Linked DNA regions of Homo sapiens: region 2 is linked to region 1. Evidence: read pairs that join two places in POLR2A ChIA-PET (ENCODE). Cell type or tissue: PC-9. All regions are shown on one strand. Each heading gives the region's core, and the rest is flanking DNA. Links, peaks and the distances in the headings are about the cores only.

Region 1 (8,527 bases), core at 294-8,293:
GCTCTACTGTTGGTATGTTTTACATCTTCGTAAGATTTTAGATTTAAATCTTCATAAAATCTTAAATCTTATATTTTAGATGTAAATATAGGATCTTTATATAAATCTTACATTTAAATCTTTATGAGATTTTAGAACCAAAGTTTACTGACTGTATTCTGAGGTTTGCAAACAGCAAAACTTTTTCTCAAACTAAATCTAACATAAAGCAGACACAGTGTCTCACATCTATAAGCCAAACACTTTGGGAGTCCAGGGTGTGAGGATCACTTGAGCCCAGGAGCTCAAGACCAGCCTAGGTAACATAACGAGAGCCCATCTCTACAAAAAAAAAAAAAAAAACAACCAGAAAATTGGCCCTGCTTGGTGGTACATGCCTTTGGTTCCATTTACTCAGGAGGCTGAGGCAGGAGGATCTCTTGAGTGCAGGAGATAGAGGCTTCAGTGAGCTGTGATTGCACCCTGCACTCCAACCTCGGTGACAGAGCAAGACCTTATCTCTAAAAACGAAAAGAAAAAGATTAAAGTAGGTATGTTCTGATTGAACATGGTACTTAGACTCCTGTCTTCCCCAGCTACACACACACACACACACACACACACACACACACACACACACACACACACACACTCTCTCTCTCTCTCTCTCTTACTCTGTTGAGGGACACAATTCAAAATGATTGATAAACTACATGGTAGTTATTTTGCATAAAGGAACTGTTTGAAAGTACAATATGGAGTTCAGAATCATCATTTTAATTGATGTCACTTCTGTTAGTTTTTGTCCCTAGTAAAGCTTTCATTTCTCAGCCTGACTTTTACCCTGGTTTGTCTTTTTAACTTTATTTTTCATTACTACTTATTGTGTGGTTGATGGGGTACTGGTGTGACTTAAATTAGAATGTCTGGGTCTTGAGACTTAGTGTATTAGTGGTGTGGCCTTATTAGCAAGACTTTTAGCCCTTTTGAGTCTGTTATCCCTTCATCCATAAAAGGGAAACATTGTCTTTCATAGTTAGAATTAAGACTTTTAAACATGAAAGTTTGTGCAAATGCTGTTTGTTTTGCATTAACCTCAGGCTCTAGCCAAATCAGTGTATTTGATTTTCCTCCAGCATACCAGGGACGTCCTGCTTTTTTGATCTGTGAGATCACCTCCCTGCCTACTTCTCCAATCCCATCTATGCCATTTTGATTGCCCACCAAGCTTGACAGACACACACATACCCACACACTCATTCACACATGCACGCATGCACAATTTGAAAGGCTAATTTCTCACGCCTGAGGTCTCAGCCTGAATGTTGCTTTATTCATTAGTGAGGCCTTACCTGATCAGTCTTCCCACTTTCTACTACGTATAGACACAGACAATTTAATGTTTCCTAATAAGTGGGAATAATTATAATGGTTTGTTACTTGTTTCTGTACAGATAGCTGGGAACCATACCTGTTTTCTTCACTGTTGTGCCTCCTACCTAGCTCAGTGGCTGGACCATAGAATGTGCTGAATGACTAATTGTTGAATGAATATATGAGCTCTATTTTTTTTAATAATCCTATTTATACTTTAATACTTAAACAGTACTACTTGTGAATATATTAATAGTCTTCCTGGTATTATAATTATGGTCATAATTTATTTTCTTTATCAGGTTATAAATTCCCAGAGCCTTTGTATTTTGCTTTGTTTTTAGTTTTGTTTCTCCTCAGTGCCTAGCGCTGCATTTCAGAAATCATAGATTTTTGTGTTATTTGCACCCTTCATCATCTTTCTTCCTACCATAATCCTGTTTGTAATTCTATGCATCATGATAAATAAGAATGTGTTCTACTATGTGAGAAGTTACATGTAGGTACCTAGAATTACTTAAATGCATTAGAGAATGTGAGAGGTTATAAAATTTAAAACATAATTATTTCTTAAATGAATCTAATAATTTTGATGGGAACTATGATGAAGCAACATGATTTTCCGAAAAGGGAACTAGATTTGAAGTCTAATCCTGAGCATGCTAGCTGTATGACATTACACTAATTGTGATTGCCATGCTGTGTGGTATTAAACTAAATTTGATTGTCTAGTTAGAGCATAAAGACAGTTCAATAACACTGGTTAAATGTTATGGGCTAATCTAAAATGAGTGTATTAGAACATATAAACATTAAAAAGCAAAAGTTAAACAATGTAAATATGCAAATTAGAAACAATACAAAAATCAAGTAAAAATATTAACTTTTAAAAATATAAACATTTGCACTGTTATAACTAACTAAGCTATTAGTTGTGTAAGAGAAACATCATAAATGCCTGGCATAGTGGCTTAAACCTGTAATCCCAGCACTTAGGGAAGGCCGAGGTAGGTGGATCACCCGACTGAGGTCAAGAGTTGTTTGAGACCAGCCTGGCCAACATGGTGAAACCCATCTCAACTAAAAATACAAAAATTAGCCAGGCATGGTGGTGCATGCCTATAGTCCCAGCTACTCAGGAGGCTGAAGCAGGAGAATTGTTTGAACCTGGGAGGTGGAGGTTGCAGTGAGCCGAGATTGCACCATTGCACTCCAGCCTAAGTGACAGAGCGAGACTCTTGTCTCAAAAAAAAAAAAAAGGAAAACATCATAAATATATTTTTTTAAAACTTAGCTTTACTTAAAAATGAGAAAAAGTTAATCACGAAGGTTATTAATTTCAATTAATTATTTAAAGTGAATTTTTTTTTTTTTTTTGAGACCCAAGTCTTGCTCTGTTGCCCAGGCTGGAGTGCAGTGGCATGGTCTCAGCTCATTGCAATCTCTGCCTCTCAGATTCAAGCTATTCTCGTGCCTCAGCCTTCCAAGTAGCCAGCATTACAGGTGTGTGTCACTACACCCATCTAATTTTTAATTTTTATGTTTTTAGTAGAGACAGGGTTTCGCTATGTTGGCCAGGCTGGTCTGGAACTCCTGACCTCAAGTGATCTGCCTGCCTTGGCCGCCCAAAGTGCTTAGATTACAGGCGTGAGCCCCTGTGCCCTGCCAAAAGTGAAATTTTATTGCGTCTTAAAAAAGGAATTATTCTTAAGAAACAGAGGGTTAAGTGGTATCACCAAGTCATGGGTATATTTTTGTGTAGAAACTTGCAGATGCTGAAGAAGATTTTTCTTGTTTTTTGTTTTGTTTTTTCTTTGAGACAGGGTCTCATTCTGTCACCCAAGCTAGCGTGCGGTGGCATGCAATCAGGGCTTACTGCAGCCTTGACCTCAGGCAGTCCTCCTGCCTCAGCCTCCCAAGTAGCTGGGACCACACACGCATGACAGCGTGCCTGGCTAATTTTTTAAAAAGTGATTTGTAGAGATGAGGCTTGTCATGTTCCCCAAGGCCGGCGTCAAACTCCTGGCTCAATTGATCCTCCTGCCTTGGCCTCCCAAAGTGCTGGGACTGGCGTGAGTCATCACACTTGGCCTGAAGAAACTTTTTCTAAACTAATTGGGTGAATGGACAGGGGATAAACTGATTCTGAAATTTCCTCCTAACGCTTTCATCTGCATATAGTTTCATCTCTTTTAATCACTTTGAGGGGAACTTTGAACCTTTTTGTCTGATTTTTAATCTTTTATTGTTAGCAAGGTGGGGTTTTGGGATCAGAGAGAGCCTTTCGTGTTCCTCTAGGTACTCAGTTTCTTCATGTATGGAAGGAGAGTGGGATGCAGTTACTTACATTAGTTTCAGTATTTATGTTCATATTTGACTGTTCAAAAAGTCTTTGAACTGTTGGGTGTTTATACTGCAACAGATTATGGATGGAGATGCATTTGCTGAAAATAAAAGAATTATTTTGCAACATAAGCTTTTCTTTGTTACTTTCTTCCTTTCACTGAGGATTACAAAGTTGTAGAAAAATACTTTCTGAATGAGTAAAATAATATTTAATTAAATATTAAACATTTTAGTGCTGTTTATAATTCTCTGGGTAGGCTGAGTGTGGTGGCTAACACCTGTAATCCCAGCACTTTGGTTGGCTGAGGCGGGCGGATCACCAGAGGTCAGGAGTTCCAGACCAGCCTGGCCAAGAGGCCAGCTGGGTGTGGGGACACACGCCTGTAATCCCAGCTACTATGGAGGCTGAGGCAGGAGAATCGCTTGAACCCGGGAGGCAGAGGTTGCAGTGAGCCGAGATTGCGCCACTGCACTCCAGCCTGGGCGACAGAGTGAGACTGTGTCTCAAATTATCTTGCTAGAGAAGATTTTTATGCTGTATGAAGTAAAAACTCGAGTCATTGATCTTTATTTCAAGATGTAAATATTTCAGTATTCAGATTAAAAAAATTCCTAAACTGAAATGTACCAGTCTCTGCTGGTAAGACCTACACATTAACATTCTTCTTTTTCCTCTTCTGCCCTACCCTCAAAAAGGTACTAACTCTGCATAGTAACAGTACTACACAGAGGGGTAGAATCCTAAAACTATGAATCTGTGACCTTATACCTTAACTGTAAATTTCACATAAAATCTTCCTACTTAACAGTGTTTTGGTACTTAAACTTAACATGGTATCCTGGACACCCAAACATCAGTATTATAATTACTATCCCGTAATTAATTTAGCTATAATACTTGGAATATTAGTGTTTTTATAATGAGGGAATTTGAGCACTCTAGTGTGGAATTTTCCTAAAAATCAAGAAGACAGTATTCTATAGCAAATGCTTGTGGCAACATGTCACTGTTTGGTCCGGGGAAGAAGTCCTCACATGTCACTCCCTGTGTACTCTCTGATTCCCAAACAGTGTTAGGTGCTCCTGTATACTTGAATTGCATGTCATACGTAATTCTGTAATAGTACTTTCATATAACTTGTATTTTTGCTTTGGTTTGTTTTTGTTTTGAGACGGAGTCTCGCTCTGTCACCCAGGCTGGAGTGCAGTGGTATGATCTTGGCTCACTGCGACCTCTGCCTCCCGGGTTCAAGTGATTCTCCTGTCTCAGCCCCTGAATAGCTGGGATTACAGATGTCCGCCACCACACCCAGCTAATTTTTTTCTATTTTTAGTAGAGACGGGGTTTCACCATGTTGGCCAGCCTGGTTTTGAACTCTTGACCTCAAGTGATCCACCCACCTCGGCCTCCCAAAGTGCAAGGATTACAGGCATGAACCACCGCGCCCAGCCATAACTTGTATTTTCATATAACTTGTCATGTTTTCATATCTTATTCTTACTGTATTTCTGAGAGCAGGGACTCAATTTTATTCTTTGTGTTCATTGTGTGCAGCACACAGTTGATTATCATTAAATTTTGAGTAAGTGAATGAATGAAATGGAGAGGTAGGAATGTTCTGTGGAATAGGTGGAATGTTAAAGGTGGGTGCAGTTTGGATAGGTATAGTGGAGGGCATTCTAATTATTAGTGTCATGACTTGTTTTTACAAGACAATGAAAGATCGGCATATCTCCTAAAGAATACCTAGCTTCCAAATTATTTACCTTGTGTTTTTCTAGGTCTGAATTTATATTCCCGCAGTTTAGAACTGCTGATATCTCCTGAGGTTTGAGAAGAAAGCAACATTGATTTGTTCATTCTTTCTTTCCACAAATGTTTATTGTGCTAGTTTCTAGATAGATCTGGGCTGGCCAGTGCAGTAGCCACTAGCCACATGTAGCTATTTAAGTTAATTAGTATTACATAAAATCAAAAGTTTAGTTCTTTAACTGCACTATTCATGTTCCAAGTGCTCTGTAGCTACGTGTAGCTACTGGCTACATTTTGGACAATGAAGTTACAGAACATTTTCATCATCTTAGCATTGAATAATGTCCATCTAAATACTGGGGATATTAAACAAACAAACATCTGGTCCCTGACTCAACCTAGTTTCTGGAACCAGAAGAATCAGCAAACACTGCCAGAACTGAATCAGACTAATACATGAATGACAAACCTGTTTCTGCCTAGAGATTTTTCTTTATTGTTAGTTAATCTGTAATTGTTGGAATTTCAGTTGAAGGTGTTGAGTTTCAAAAGAAGTGAAAAAACTTAAACAGTAACTCACTGTGGAACCTACCCAATAAGTCAGGGAGCTTTGCTAAGGAGTCTGTTCTTAGCAACTGTAAACTATGTATCTTTTTTTCCCCTCCTAAAAAGAGAAATGAACTTGCAGGGTTTTTTTAATTGAAAATAACATGTTCCTGTAACAGTGCGGCTTCCAGCAGCATGTTAAGGCAGGGTTGAAAGTCACTCATAAGTTACTTTATCATGTTATTCATTATGTTATGTAAAAGATAAAACTTACAAAATAGTCTGCGTTCTACATTTTATTTTTATCTGGAATTTTATATCAAATTTACAATTAAGGTATAAGGTCAGGCATTCATAGTTTTAGGATTCTGCCCCTTTGTTGGCATAGTACTGTTACTGTGTAGAGTTAGTACCTTTTTGGGGGTGGGGCAGAAGAGGAGAAAGAAGAATGTTAATGTGTAGGTTTTCTTTACTTGATGATAAAATAAATATTTGTCATATATTTGAAAAACAAAGTGTAAAAGAGAAAATAAGATGACCCAGATAATGTCACTATCATCATTTGTCTATATTTTCCTCTAGTGTCTCTTTTCTCACATCTGTATGATTATTGATTACCAAATGGAAGGTTCTGCTTCTTTTATTGTCTTATTTAATAAAATGCTTTTGTAATGGCATAATGTCACTTGGGTGAAATGTAGCCTGAACTATATTTTATTCCTCCATTTTGCATATTTAAGTTCCTTTAGGCATTTCATTATAGTTCCTTCTATTGAAGTTTTATGCTTGGATATTCTAGCAGGTACCTGCCACTATTCATATGCCTTTAGTTAAAGCAGAGGCTTCATGTGCTAAGAAAAGTCCTAATCAATTCTGAATTACTGGTTTGGTTAGGAATGAAGAATTGAGGACAAAAGTCTTACATAATGAGCAGCTGTTGCATCAATCCTAGCAGTCAGTGGGTCATAGATACTAGAACCAGATTTCCTTCCATTCTGAATGTCCTTAGGGGTAAACATTTCTTTTTTTAACATTTGATTATTTCCTTAAATAGATCAATAGGAATTGAATTGATAGACCGAAGTTTTTAAATTCTGAAACTTCTTGACATATATTACCAAGTTGTTTTCCAGAAAAAAGGTGCCAATTTATACTCCCAAATCCAGGGTACACTCAGCAACCTAGAAGTAGAAGGGAACTGCCTCAACCTGATAAAGGACATCTTATGAAAAACAGGGATATCTGCTTCTACCACCTGTATTCAGCATTGTACTAGAGGTTCTTGCCAGGGCAATTAGTCAAGAAACTGAAATAAAAAGTGTCCAAATGGGAAAGGAAGAAGTAAAACTGTCTTTAGTTTGTGTGTGTGTATATTTATGCATGAGAAAATCCTGTGGAATCCACCAAAACAGTGGACGCCAACCTTTTTGACACCAGGGACTGGTTTCATGCCATTTTTCCACAGACTGTGGGGGAGGTGGGGATGGTTTTGGGGTGATTCAAGCACGTTAGATTTATCGTGTACTTTATTTTTATTATTATCGTAATATAATAAAATAATTAACAACTCACCATAATGTTGAATCACTGGGAGCCCTGAGCTTGTTTTCCTGCAACTAGATGGTCCCATCTCAGGGCAATGGGAGACAGTGACAGATCATCAGGCATCAGATTCTTGTAAGTAGTGTGCAACCTAGATCCCTCACATGCACAGTTCATACTAGAGTTTGTGCTCCTATGAGAATCTGATGCTGCTGCTGATCTGACAGAAGGCGGAGCTCAGGCAGTAATGCGAGCAGTGGGGAGTGACTGTAAATACAGATGGAGGACCAGGCGTGGTGGCTCACACCTGTAATCCCAGCACCTTGGGAGGCCAAGGCAGGCAGATCACTTGAGGTCAGGAATTCCAGACCAGCCTGAACAACATGGGGAAACCCCGTCTCTACTAAAAATACAAAAATTAGCTGGGCATGGTGGCATGCACCTGTAATCCCAGCTACTTGGGATGCATAGGCAGATTTCACTTGAAACTGGGAGACAGAGGTTGTAGTGAGCTGAAATCATGCGTCTGTACTCCAGCCTGGGTGACAGAGGGAGACTCCATCTCAAAACAAAACAAAAAACAGTTGGAACTTCGCTCACCTGCCACTCATCTGCTGTGCGGCCTGGTTCCTAACAGGCCACAGGCCAGTACTAGGATTGGGGACCCCTGCACTAAAAAACTGTTAGAACTAATAAGTAAGTTCAGCAAAGTGGCAGCATAAAAGATGCAGAAATTGATTGTTCTGTATACAAGTAATGAACAAAGTAGAATTAAGAAAACAATTTAAAAAGGCCTTAAAGAGAATAAAACATCTAGAAATAAATTGATAAAAGAAGTGCAAGACATGTATCTTGAATACTAGAAAACATAATTGAAAGAAATTGAAGACAATGAAAAGGCATTCCATGTTCATCGATTAGAAAATTCAGTATTATTAAGATGGCAGTACTTCTCAAAGTGATCTACATATTCAACACAATTCCTAT
Region 2 (8,527 bases), core at 1-8,000, 440 kb before region 1:
GGGTGGTAATCGCCCATCGACTTTACTACCTTTAATAGTTTACCAAAGCGCGCGAATGTAAAACCCAGACCATGGTAAGACTACGGTGGAAATGGAAGGTGTCTCACTGAGGGTCCCGGTTGCCTTCTGCAAAGGTGAAGGTCGTGCCGGCCACGCGAGGAAATCTGCCTCGCTCACAACTCACAGGCACACATCAACACTGCCAACCGAGGGAGCCCAAAATCACCGCAAGCGAAAGGCTCCGGCGGCGGCCACGGGCCACAGCCCGCCTCCGCGCACACGCAGCCCCTCCCGAGCCTCCACTCGCCGTCTTCGCCCCGCCTTCGGACCGGAAGGAGTTGTTGGCGCTTCCGGTGGCCTGCGACCCCGTAATTGCCTCGGTGATGTCGTGGGTTCAAGCAGCCTCCTTGATCCAGGGCCCTGGAGACAAAGGGGACGTGTTTGACGAAGAAGCAGACGAGTCGCTCCTGGCGCAGCGGGAATGGCAGAGTAACATGCAAAGACGAGTCAAAGTAAACGTGGTGTGGACGGCGCGGGGTGCTGGGTTGTGGGAAGAGGCGCGGAGTTGTGAAGAAGCTGGGTCCAGAGTGGCCCCAGCCTGGCCCGGCGCTGCTCTCTTTATCCCTAGGGACCCGGTCCGACCCGCGTCTTGCTAGGATTTCTCGATGGTTACTTGAAAGCGTGTAAAACAACAAGACGCATTCTTTGAGCGCCTACGGGATGCGTTAGAAACTGAGGACCGACCAAAATTAACTATGTGTAGACTTTGAACAGTTTGCAGTTTGTTGAGGATCACAGGGAAAGGAGCTGGAGAGAAACATACACTATACTTATTATGGCTGTCAAAGGACGTGTACGCAGTTTATATGGGTGGCTTGAATGGGTAGGGAGCCTAAAGTTAAGGAGTAGTGTTAATCAAGACATATTGAAAAGATGAACTAAAGCATGCTGTCAGAGGACAATAAGGGAAAGCTAATGTGGAATACTGGTGTCTAGGTAAGGGAATATTAAAGTTGGTTTCTTTTTTATTTGTTAGATGTAACTTTTTCATCTCTAATTTGTCTCACTATTCATTGAAACTAAGCTTAATTTCTGTGTGCAGCCTACAGTATTTCTGGGTGAGGACCAAATAGTGAGGTCCACATCCACTTAATATATTTGCCAACCATTAAATTGCCGCTAAAGCTGCAGTTGGGAATCTGCCCTGTTTAATATTTCAGTAGAGTGGTATTTGCTTAGCCCAAAAACCATGTTGTCAATTACAAAAATGCTTTATGTGAGACTGGGGCCACACTAATAAGTATTGAGCATCTTTTAAATGCTGTGGCACCGTGAGAGATGCAGAACGAAATCACTACCCACAGAGCTTTTGCAGGTTAGTTGAATTTAGGTATTATGCAAAATTTCTGAAACCAGACTTCTCATCATCCTTTTTTTTTTAAACAATTTCCTCTCTCTGCTTTGCCCTGTCTCCTCACCCACCCACACCATTCCAATCAGTTGGCAAGAGCCCAGATGTGTAATTTTCCATATATCCTTTTTGTGAAGACATTGCTAATGCTGGGTTTTGTTTTTTGTTTTTTGGTTTTTTTAATCTTTTGAAGTGATTAGAAAAGTTTATTTTGTGCTTAGGATATTTTTCTAAGGCATCACAGGTTACACATCCAAACTCTTCAATGGTATAATATTTTATATTCTAAAGGAGAGACCTTTAAAGAAAACTTGTACATTATGCTACTATAAGTCTAGTGGATTCTCCTATCCGCAGAGCCTAGAAAGAAGGGGACATTACAGAAATTGTCTACTACATAATGGTCAGTTGATTCATTGTATTTATGGTTTTCCCCCTTCTTGTAAGGTGAAAACTATGTATGCCCTTTAAGGAGTATGCTCTTTAAGGAGTAAAAATACACTAAGTGTACCATCCTGTTGATTTCTACCTGTAAGATACCACACAATATTAGCAGTTAGGAAAGAACAGGAAAATATGAAGTTTGTATCTTAAAATATAAAAATGTGTGGCGAAACCCCATCTCTACTAAAAATACAAAAATTAGCCGGGTATAGTGGCGTGCACCTATAGTCCCAGCTACTTGGGAGGCTGAGGCAGAAGAATCACTTGAATCCGGGAGGCAGAGGTTGCAGTGAGCTGAGGTCATGCCACTGCACTCCAGCCTGGGTGACAGAGCGCGACTCCATCTCAAAAAATAATGATAATAATAAATATATATATATATAGTTAATGATTTTGAAACATCAAGCATTACAGACTGTAAAATTAATTAAGAACTTTCTGTATATGATGCCAAAGATACATTTAAAACATATACAAGAAGATGCTTTTTCCTGAGTAGAATGCAAACTTTGTTTTATATTAACCTTCTGTGAATTTTCAAAATGTAAAATACCAGGACTTTTCCACATCAGACAAAAATCAGGAATGTTCACCTTCACATCCAAAAAGAAAAATTTTAAAAGACAATTTCAAGTAGTTCAGCAAGAATGATTTAAAATCTGAAATGAATGGCCAAAATTTTAAATTATCAACAGACAGTTCAATTTGATGGATCTCTCAGTAAACTTCAGTTTGAAACAACAACAAAAAATGCTGTTTACTAAATCATAAAAGATAATTCCAGGATATTATCCAATTTGAAAAATAAAAAATGTAACCCGTAATAAATAAGAAAAATACAAGAGAAAATCAACCTTTATTGGAATCGAGAGAATACCATGGACTTTAAAACTTCCTAAATCAGTAGCTTATCCTATATTACCATGTGTAGAAAACTGCAACTAATTAATGTAAGGTAGTTTTTATTAGTTGCATAACTTAAAAATATGAGGAAATTTTGGAATATATCTCTAAAACCACGGAATTGTCACTGAAATATATATTTCTTGAGACAGTGGGCAAAGTTCCCATTTATGGGAAATACTTTCCTTTTTTCACACACATGAAACTGAGAAAAATTATATCAAATGAGAAATATTTTTCTCTAAAATAATCTTAAGTACCCCAATAATGCAATACTGGGGAAATGTAAATTTTCAAAACTCAGATTTGAAACAGGTTATTATTAAACAAATATACATAAATCTTATTGTTTGGCAAGATTTTTCAAAAATTAGAGAACTAGTTAAACCACCATACTGTCCTTAAATCATATTTCAAACTTACATACCTAGTGCTTTTATGTTCTGAATGTAGAGTCTTCAATTTAATGACAATCTAGACTGAATGCTGTAATATACAAGCAAGTCACAGTTCACTTCAAACCAAAAGAAATAATCAGTCTTCTGTTTTTATCAAAATCATGATATTAAGATAACTATACAATTTATCTGTGACCAGTGATGGACCCAGAGAGTGTTGTGTTATGGCATTCTGTGGAAAGTCTTTGTTCCTTCTTTACTTTTGGCTTCTTCTTCTGAAACATCTTCTTTATCCGCCTCTTGTTCTTCCTCCAGTTTTTTCAAAGGTTGAGCAGATTCTGATAATTTTTTTGAAGGGTATGGCTGTGGTGTGTGCCTTTCTGAAGGACAAAGGCAACCTGCCACAAATATCATACAGAGTCCTAGTAACAGTCCAGAATGCAGAGTTGCTAAAGGAAAAACAGCATATGATCCCCACACTGGCAATCCAATGTCTTCAATAAAGTAGTTATGGCAAGTCCTGATCCACGTAGATAGCTGAAAGAGTGCTGACGTACTACTCATCTGAACAGAACCTGAAACAAACCATGATGAAACGGGTTCAATACTCTTCCACTCTTTATCACTTATAAAGTTTATGAAGTCCTTCTGAGTCCTTGGACCCTGAGGATGCCTAAATTCACCATCTTTACAATGATAAATAGTAGGAAGAACAGTTATTGTAAACTGTCCAGTCAGTCCTGGCTGCTCTGTGACATCTACTTTCACAACATTAACCTCAGATCTTCTCCCCATTCAGCAAAACTTTCCCATTCCGGTTAATGGTTTTGACAAGCAGGGCACCACGGGGCATAAAATTGTATCATCCAGCCTCCTTCCAGCAGCTCTCTCCAGTTCTTGTCTGTGATGATGCGTACGTTGCTCTGCCGCCTGTGGGTCCAGGGAGCACCCCCAAGCAACAGTACCAGGACTGCCAGCGGAACTGCAAGACTCCTGGAGGGTGCCATGTCTGCCGCTTGCCCACCTCACAGCAAGCGTGGCGGCCCAACACTAGGTTTTTTAAAAACTGTGACTATCAGTGTTTTAAAAATTGCCCGGTAACTCTAGACTTCAAAAGTGGGATAAGTAATGATAAACCAATAATAAACTTAGGAGAAGCATAGTCTGCTTTAGTTATATTGTTATGCCATATTATGGTCAGTAACACAGTAAAGGCCTAATTCATCTGCTTTCTAAATTGGTTCTGTACTTTTCTAGAAAAGCCTACATGTATATACTTAGTTACAGCTGCACTTCTCCATTACTTATTTTTAGGAAGGTTATAGAGATGGAATAGATGCTGGCAAAGCAGTTACTCTTCAACAGGGCTTCAATCAAGGTTATAAGAAAGGTGCAGAAGTCATTTTAAACTATGGACGACTCCGAGGAACATTGAGGTAATTTTTAAAGTCTAAATGCTGAATCATTTTAACCTCAATACTACTGGAGGATGTTTCTGTATAAATAAAGTGTTTAAACTGAAATGCTTTTCCTGGTGCTAAATACACTAAAGCGTGTCGCAGATCATAGAATTATATTGCCTTCAAAAAGTCAAAATCTTTATCAGCTCATCTACTTTAATGTGTGAACTACATATTGTCTTTTCGTGCAAAGAAATGGTAAGAAGATGTATACTTCTGCTACCTGAACAATTATCTATCTCATTGAAAGGTCTTCAGATTTTGAATAAAACTTGTAGTACTTCCACACAGTATGACAGACCTCTAGACTAGAAGTACATGATGAAAATAGTTGGTAATTAAGATAAAATTGATTTAATTTACTTTAGTCCTGAACATTGAATACTTGTCAGGATGCCATTGCAATAATGGCATATATCGGAGCCAAATGGTCAAATGATACACAGAGCCAGGAGCCTAGCAGCCTTGTCCAGTTTGATGCTCTATACCAAGCTTGTCCAACCAGTGGCCTGCATATCACATGTGGCCCAGGACGGCTTTGAATATGGCCCAACACAAATTCATAAACTTTCTTAAAACAATATGAGCATTATGAAATTTTTTTCATGATATTTTTTCTTTTTTCTTTTTTTTTTTTTTTTAACTCATCAGCTATCATTAGTGTTAATGTATTTTATGTGTGGCCCAAGACAGTTCTTCCAATGTGGCCCAGGAAAGCCAAAAGATTGGACACCCCTGCTTTATACCCTTTACACTGTCCTTGGTAGAGAAAAAAAAAATGCTTCAAAGAATCGCTAATTTTAAAGAAGAGTAGATGATAAAAGTTACCAAAACAAACCGAAAAATTTATTGTATTTGGGATTTTAGAAAATCCAACTATTAGGAACCAGAATTTAGTCTGCTACAGTAGGAAAACAATGTGAATATTCACATCATCAAGTTGATGTTACATAACCTTAGAAAGCTACTGCTGAATCTTTTATATCAATGGATTCTATTTTTAAATACTTTTCATAATAATCATTATTTTATGACATGACTATAATATTAAATCTGTTAGGACTAGAAGAATTTTTACCTTTTTCAAGGAAATTGTTAGTAGTTCAGCAAACAGTTTCTACTCTGTGACATAAGCCCAGGAAAGTGAAGTCTCTTGAAAACTTCTTTTCTCTAACCTTCATTCTTGATGGCAAGCAACTATGTGCTTAGAACGATGGTTTTCAACTTTGGTTGCACCTTAACTCTGAAACTTAAAAAAAAGATACCCCCTGAGATTCTGATTTAATTGGTGTGGAGTATAATCTGGGCCTTGATAGGGGTCAGAGCTCTTCAGGTGATTCTAATGTGCATCCATGATTGAGAATTGCTAGTTAAGAAGCTGTTTAATGTCCTTAAAGAAGAAACTAATTTTTCTTTCTCGGAGTTGTATTCATCTTCAACAGATATTACATAGTCATAAGAGAAAAATATAAAATCAGGAAAAGCGTATATAGAGTTATGAAAGAGGGGTTATGAATTATAAACAGTTTTATGATTAAGTCCAATCGTTTAATTGTTATTGAAAGATAGTCTTATATTTTTAAGTCCTATTTTGCTATTTAACCCTTGTTTATACTTTTGTTCAGTGCTTTGCTCTCCTGGTGTCACCTTCATAATAATAATTCAACTTTGATCAATAAAATAAACAATCTTCTGGATGCAGTTGGCCAGTGTGAAGAGTATGTGCTCAAACATCTGAAATCAATCACTCCACCGTCCCATGTTGTAGATTTATTGGACTCCATTGAGGATATGGACCTTTGTCATGTAGTTCCAGCTGAGAAAAAGATTGATGAAGCTAAAGATGAAAGACTCTGTGAAAATAATGCTGAGTTTAACAAAAACTGTAGCAAGAGCCATAGTGGGATAGATTGTTCATATGTAGAATGTTGTAGAACACAGGAGCATGCACATTCAGAAAACCCAAGCCCCACATGGATTTTGGAACAGACAGCCAGTTTAGTTAAACAGCTGGGCCTATCAGTAGATGTATTACAACACCTCAAACAACTATAAAATTACCTTCCCTTTTCTAATGAAAATAATGTTCAGAACATTTGGTTTCCTAACAATCGAAATTTGTACTGGTTTCTGCATCAAACACCTCAACTGTAGGGTTACCCTTTATGGAAGTTTGAAATTAACACTATTGTCTTCAAAATTAACACTATTAAATGTAATATAAGCCTTTTTTCTTTGTCACTGGTAATTTTTATGTAGTTTTAAGATATGGTCAGAAATTTCTACTGTCATTGACATTTCCAAACTTGTGGTCAAAATGAAGTGTTTTCAGACTCATTAGCAAAAGTGAACAAGAATTAAACATATTTTGTAAGGACCTACCCCTACTTCTACCTCCTGTCACTATTAGGTGGTCAGGACCTCACCAAACCAAAGTTATAAAAATAACTTAATAGTTAACGTAAATATAGACACACAGACAGATATATAGATATAGATATGTAGATATATATTGAAATTAAGAGACTGTGAGAAACTGAAGCAGTGTTTATGCTGTTGATTAAATGGTTAACAGCAAAATACTAAAATGTGTTTTAGTTTTGTGTTAATTAAAAGTAAGGACATTCAGTTTTATGAAAAACATAGAAAATATATTTTATGCTAAAGTCTAAGGAAAATGCCTACTTAGTTTTTCTAAGTAGTAAGGAGTTAGTAATATTGCCTAACAGTGTGCCAGATTATTTTAAACTGCAGTATATTTCATATTCACATAGGAGTAAAACACTGAAACCACTGACTTCTATATTACCTTGAGGTAATATTCTTAGTCTAGCATGGACAAAATTAGATTCAAATTTTTACTCCAGGATCTAAACTCAGAATCAGGAGAGGATTTCTCAGCACTTTTATTCACCTGAAACACAAGTTTATATGAGATACCTGACTTCAAAGGCACTGAAATAATTGTCCCTCATTGGTAGCCTTAATTGCTCTTTCACCCCTATTTATACCTACCATCTAAGCTGAAAGACAGGCATATTGAGATGAAGAATCTGACAAAGTATATCTTTTCAAGAGATTAAAAATGTACACTGTACTATGACCCTCCTCAAAGTTCACAGAAGAACATTAAGAAATTGAAGCAACAGATTTAAAATCAGAAAGCCATATTGAGTTTCAGGATTTATTAAAACCCCCGCTGAAGATACCAGTGCCATTTGACAGCTGGCTAAAAAAAGCTCTTCGATCTCTCCAGGTGTGAAGACTGTTTTTCAGAGATTTACTAGTTTGTCTTGTTAATATATGTTTCCATGTTTATGGACACAGCCCAAATCTCAACTCCACATGGAATATGGGTATTATAAGCAGCCTCTAAAGTCTTTTTAATGTTGCTGTGCCGTGCATATACATATGAAATACCTCTAAGGATGCATCTCAAGGCCACCCTAAGTAAAAATGTCATGGGTGTGGTAAATCTTGAGATTTTTATCTAGGCTTTTCCTGATAAGATTCCCTGAAGATAACACCCATTGCCACCATTGGCTACATATGGTGTGTTTGTACAGATTTTTGTCGAAAATGAAATCAGGAGAATTAGCTAGTTGAGACTATTGGATTGAAAACATCTCTCGAACTTGTTTTGCCTTTTAAAAAGTACAGAAGGGGCCAGGCACAGTGGCTCACACCTGTAATCTCAACACTTTGGGAGGTGAAGACAGGAGGATCACTTGAGTCCAAGAGTTCAAGACCAGGCTGGGCAACATAGTGAGACTTTGTCTCTAGTAAAATGAAAAAAATCCGCTGGGTGCAGTGGCTCATGCCTGTAATCCTAACACTCTGGGAGGCCAAAGCAGGTGGATTGCCTGACCTCAGGAGTTCAAGACCAGCCTGGGCAACATGGTGAAACCCCG

The links. ChIA-PET counts read pairs that join two places held together with the same protein. Peaks named below come from ENCODE experiments on the same cell type or tissue, not always from the same donor. Only the 100,000 strongest peaks of a DNase experiment are listed, where the experiment ranks them.
Region 2: POLR2A ChIA-PET joins it to region 1 with 11 read pairs; 4 of 35 experiments call an interaction of 5 or more read pairs at or near these places.

Annotation. Positions count from the first base shown.
Region 1 is chr7:40,002,577-40,011,103 of GRCh38, forward strand. All of the region lies in intron 5 of CDK13 (cyclin dependent kinase 13), which reads left to right. Among named protein-coding and RNA genes, the nearest start is that of CDK13, 57 kb to the left of the region's middle. In PC-9, for the core only: no CTCF peak of the experiment used is centred there; no DNase peak of the experiment used is centred there; H3K27ac peaks cover 591 bases.
Region 2 is chr7:39,566,036-39,574,562 of GRCh38, forward strand. YAE1 (YAE1 maturation factor of ABCE1) reads left to right here and starts at 369. Exons shown (of 3, transcript NM_020192.5): 1 at 369-512; 2 at 4,471-4,592; 3 at 6,242-6,846. The coding sequence starts at 384. The coding sequence ends at 6,671. YAE1-DT (YAE1 divergent transcript) reads right to left here and starts at 314. Exons shown (of 3, transcript NR_187579.1): 1 at 108-314. It also overlaps the pseudogene TMX1P1. RefSeq lists an enhancer at 206-655. In PC-9, for the core only: no CTCF peak of the experiment used is centred there; a DNase peak (open chromatin) is centred at 406; H3K4me3 peaks cover 2,068 bases; H3K27ac peaks cover 891 bases.